Linked DNA regions of Mus musculus: region 1 is linked to region 2. The links are chromatin loops, found by intact Hi-C in ENCODE. Cell type or tissue: left cerebral cortex. All regions are shown on one strand.

Region 1 (2,500 bases), 190 kb after region 2:
GTGCGCACGAGACGGGGGCGGGGGCCAACCCCGCGGGGCAGCAAGCGGCCGGGGTACTAGGTGGCGCCCACCGGGCGCGCGGCGACGCCGCCTCCACCGAGATTTAAAGGGCAGCCGGGCGGAGGGATCTTCGAACGACTCTCGCTGCGATCCCTCCGCCTCGAGGCTCAGCGACGGCAACGACGTGGTTTCTTTGGTGGTGGTGGTGGGGGGGATTTACTCTTGTGCCTCCGCTGTCGGGTGCCGCGGCAGGGAACTTCATTCTCTCTGGTGTCTCTCAGCCTCTTCCCGCAGAATTCCGTCGAAGCCATCGCGGCCACTAGCGCGGAGCAAAGGTGCGCGCACGCTCGGTGTCGGCGTGGTGTCCCTCCGCCGTCAGTCGTGGACTCCTTTTCGTGTCCTTCCACCGAGCCCGGGCGGTGTCCGGGTGGCTCACCGGGGGCGGCGACGCGTCTGCGGCGCGGCAGCGAGGCTCGGGGGCTATGAGGTGAGGACGCCCGGGGACCGGAGGCGGCACCCGGCGCTGCGCGAGAACGCAGGACGCGAAGCCCCGAAGTCGGCGGATGCCTCTCAGATCCCGCGACTGCGCGCGAGGTGGAGGTGAGGCCCGAGGACTGTGAGGCGGGGGTGGCCCGGCGCTGCGAGCCAGGGCTCGGGGACAGGGGCTTGGCGCGGGCCGCGGTGGTGGCCGTGGCGGCAGGGTTGGGGGGGCCCCTCGGCGGACGCGGACTCCTTTATTTCCCCCCCCCTTCCGTCAGCGGAGGCAGCGGGCGGTGCTACGTCCGTGCCGCCATATTGGATTTTACTCTCCAATTTTTTTTTCTGAGGAAATATTTTTTGGTGATTAATTTTTCTGGAGGGACCAAAAAGTGTAGCCGGGCGCTTCGGGAGCTCGGTGGCGGAGCTCTTGGACGGGCCCGGTGCTGGAAGACCGGCAGTGCTGGCGGTGAGCCGCGGAGGACGTACGTGCGTGCGTGCGTGCGTGCAGGAACCGGGCCGCGGGGCGGGGCTGCGGGGCCGGGGCGGCCGGGCGAGCGAGCACGGCCTGCAGTGTTGGCGGCGGCCGGAAGGGAGCGGTAGCGGTCGGCGAGGGCCGGGTCGCGGCCGCACGAGGGGAGCTGCTCGGCCGCTCGGGATTGGGGGACTGTGTTTTTCCTCTTCTCCAATGGGCGGCCGGCAAGCGTCTCGCCCAATCTGCTCGCGCCGGCTCGCCGAACTTTCGGTTGTTTTTGTTTTGGCCCGAGCCTCGTTTCCTGTTGCTCCAGGCTCAGACTGTCGCGCGCGGGGGTGGGGTGGGGGTGGGGGGCAGTCGCTCGGGCCCCACGCAGTGGCACTGGCGTCACTCGATCTGTCATCCGCTCGTTCAGCCAGAGTGCAAGAAGGAGAGGAGGAGACGTGAAGTTCATCTTGAACTTTCTGATGGCGCTCACTCTGAGACAGTCCTCTCAGAGGAGCAGACAAGATGGATTGCCTGACTTGATTTGTTTGTTTGTTTTTTAAACCTGCTTTCTAGACTTAAAACTGTCTGACACAGGCCTGAGGGGTTGGGAGGCTGCCGAGTGGATGGATTCCTTAGAGGAACTCGCTTCTCCTTGTAACTGTTCCCCGTTCTTATTTATTTATTTATTTATTTTGACAGAAACGCCAGCCAGTTTGGGTAATTAGTAGACAAAACATAAGCCCTTTCAGAGGCGATGAAGAAGTTATTGTTTTTCTTTTTGCCTGAAATGATCACAGACAACTTTTTTTAAAGATTTATTTATTTCTTATATGTAAGTACACTGTAGCAGCCTTCAGACACTCCAGAAGAGGGAGTCAGATCTCTATTCTGATGGTTTTGAGCCACCATGTGGTTGCTGGGATTTGAACTCCAGACCTTTGGAAGAGCAGTTGGGTGCTCTTACCCACTGAGCCATCTCACCAGCCCCCACAGACGACTTTTGAGTGAAGTCCATGCCTTAAGAGTGAATTGCCAAAGACACACGTTTGCAATGTAGACGTGGGTTTGACCAAGTCCCTCACTAAGAGCCCCTATGGTCCAGGGTTAAAGTGTGCAAATAAATGTCTAGGTGTCATACATGGGCAAACAGTAGACTCTGAGTCTATAGCCTCTCGACATCGGACACTGTACTCCCTCTTCCAAGCTCACTTATGCTAGTTGCCATACCTGGTGCCTTTTGGCCATCCGGTCTCTGGCTTTCTCCTGTCCCAGCATACATCCATCCTTAGAAAAGCCGCAAGAGAGTATAGCCTGCTGCTGGCATAGGCTTATGAAGAAGCATCCTGGTTGGCCTGCACAGAAGCCAGGATTCCTCTGTTCCCTGAAAGTCTTTGCATGCTTGGTGAGATTGGCTTTGCCATTGCACGTACGTTGGTTTTCTTGTGAGCCTGTTGAATCATAGTTGAATCATAGATTTAGCTGGTCTACCTCGGCACAGGTGCTCAGTAGTCACAGCATGAAAGAGATAATTTGTTAATTTCTATGTCAAGCCTCTTTGAG
Region 2 (2,500 bases):
TTCAACATCTCATGGAAAAATTAAAATAACTTCCAGTAATTTTTTTTAGCCCAGCTGATCCTTAAACACATGGCTTTCCTAATTGTACCTAAACACTTAAAAGTTAATTTTGAACTAGGTGTGGTGGTACACACCTCTATTCATAATGCTTGTCAGGTAGAGGCAGCAAGATCAAGAATTTGAGGCAGCCTTAGCTGAAAAGGAAAGTCAAGAACATTCTAAACTACTATCATCTCAAAAAATAACTAAATAATGAGTCCGGTGCAGTGGTGCATGACTTTATTAATCCCATTATTAAAGGCAGAAGCAGTAAAGATCTTCCCACCACATAGTGAGACCCTGCCTCAAAAACAAACAAAATCATCAAGATCAAGTTGAATTTGAGAGGTATGGTCACCACTGAGCTGATTCTATTCACAAAGCACGATTCTAGCTGCTTTGTGCTAACATATTTACATATATACTCAGTTACAGTCTAATATGAACATGTTAGATAAAATTGGGACCTAACATGAGATAAACTTATGAAACAAACTTATTTTCATGGGTTACAGGGGCAGCAAAGAGGACTAATTCGCCCAAGGTCACAGGACTAGAAAGTGACAAAGGAAGATGTAATTTTCAGGTGGCCCATAAGAAAGCTCAAACACCACTGGCAACAGGGATCTTGCACCTTGCAATTTCAAGGAACATTTTAGTGGAAGGAGATCTTAAGTTCCTTTCTTACGGGCTGTGTCAACTGCAACATGACCTTGAGGGCAAAAACCAAAGTAAACTTGACTTAAGAAAATGAAACAGTATCCATATTAACAAGTGCTCTGATGCAAGGAAACCTTCTAAGTGTCCCCTCCCCCAAGCCAAAGCAAAACATAAACAAAGCTCTGGCCCATTCTAAAGAGACCACAGCAGGTAGGCGGCAAATGACAGTAGGACATGCGGTGGAGAAGTACAGACACAGAGCTACCGAGACCACTCATTCTGTCCCACCTACAACTTCAAGTCCAAGTTCTAATGAAAGACAACGGGACTGGGGAGAAAAAGACCTCCAAGTTAACAGTGAGCCGAGCTTTAAAAGCGAGGTGCTTGAAGCCACAAGAAGGGTAACTCCTCACTTCAGCTCCAAAACACCAGGGAATCTCCAATGCCCGCGTCTGTATAAAAGAGAGACTCAACGGCGGAGGATGAAGATTCACTGCGATGGCCCCGAGAGACTCGGAACTGGTTTTTGTGTGTTCCGATGACTCTGCTAATGCCCAGAAACCCACACAACTTGTTTCTCAGAGGACAAGAGTCCAACAAAAGCCTTCGCGAAGCTCTCCAGCGAGTTGACAAGCTCCAGGAGATCCCGAGAAGTCGCTGTGAAGGCCCGGGCGCGGGAGCCGGGGAGCTCGCCCAGGACCCCCGACTTGGCTCGGGGCGCGCCTCGCCTCGCCTGGGCTCCCGCCGAGCCAAGCCCAGAGTCACCTCGGCGTCCAAAGTTCGCAGTCGGCTCGGCTGACTGCCAACGCTCGGCCCGGCTGACAGGAGCGGGCGGCCCGGTCCTGGCCAGGACTGGACGCCGCCTCCCGGGCCGCCGAAGCTGCCGATTCCGGGGGGGAGGGGAAAGGGGCCGGGACGCTCCCTCCCCACGCCGCCGGGACCGGACCACCGCCACGATCGGTCGGCCGCTTGCCCGCGCGACCCGCACACTCCGCGCCACCGCCCCCTCCCCTGAGTTACCTGGAGGCGCCCAAGACCCGCAGTTAGTCGCGCTCAGGCGGGAAAAAGGTTCACCGACACCATCAGCGAAGCGCCCAAAATGGCGGACGTATCAAGCAGGCCTTGAGTTACCCCCGCCCTCCCTCCGGCCGCCCCGCAGCCAATCACAGGATAGACCCCGCCCCTTCACACGGATCATTGGCTTGTCTCTCCCGCCCCCCACAACCTATTGGACCGCCCAGCGGTTCCCTCGACTCCACTTCGATTGGCTTTGAGGTCTTGTCAGTCAAACGCGAGAGGCGCATTCTTTTTCCCATGGTCTTGACGGATCCGGAACCTCTAGACCCCGGAGTCTGAGAAACAAGTCAGAAATTGGGAGAAGCTTAGGCTGGGTCCCTCTGCCCCGTAGCAACAGCGGGGCCTCGCGTGACAGACGCTTGGGACCACCAATCCGCATAGTCAATGTAGTTTAAAACAAATGAACCAAACCAATCCCGGCTGTGTAGCTCCGGATGCGAAGAAGCCAATGGGGTAACACAATGACAGCAGGCGGTGGGGTAACGGCCGCGGGGGACGAGGGGGGGGGGAAAACCGGTGATGACGTGAGTCACAATACAACCTGCGACGGAAGTTAATTATAGCTGGGGAATTAGCTCAAATGGTAGAGCGCTCGCTTAGCATGTGAGAGGTAGCGGGATCGATGCCCGCATTCTCCATAGCATAGTTTTATCGAAGACCTTCAATTAAATTACTTCAGACAAAGTAGAGTGGCATCCCTGAAAATGGGGTCAAAATGTAAGGT

What was found. Hi-C counts contacts between places; a loop is a spot of excess contacts. Peaks named below come from ENCODE experiments on the same cell type or tissue, not always from the same donor. Only the 100,000 strongest peaks of a DNase experiment are listed, where the experiment ranks them.
Region 1: a loop joins it to region 2, with 3.0 times the contacts of the local background. A loop is called at or near these places in 1 of 42 quality-filtered maps.

The regions. Positions count from the first base shown.
Region 1 is chr19:3,767,741-3,770,240 of GRCm38, forward strand. It overlaps Kmt5b (lysine methyltransferase 5B), which reads left to right and starts at 149. Exons shown (of 11, transcript NM_001379678.1): 1 at 149-600. In left cerebral cortex, CTCF peaks have their summits at 1,091 (motif pointing right) and 1,817 (motif pointing right); DNase peaks (open chromatin) are centred at 349, 780, 1,067 and 1,954; H3K4me3 peaks cover 2,155 bases; H3K27ac peaks cover 1,873 bases.
Region 2 is chr19:3,573,922-3,576,421 of GRCm38, forward strand. It overlaps Ppp6r3 (protein phosphatase 6, regulatory subunit 3), which reads right to left and starts at 1,828. Exons shown (of 24, transcript NM_028999.1): 1 at 1,720-1,828. It overlaps n-TAagc9 (a tRNA gene), which reads left to right and starts at 2,342; the gene lies at 2,342-2,414. In left cerebral cortex, no CTCF peak of the experiment used is centred here; DNase peaks (open chromatin) are centred at 1,172 and 2,021; H3K4me3 peaks cover 2,324 bases; H3K27ac peaks cover 1,506 bases.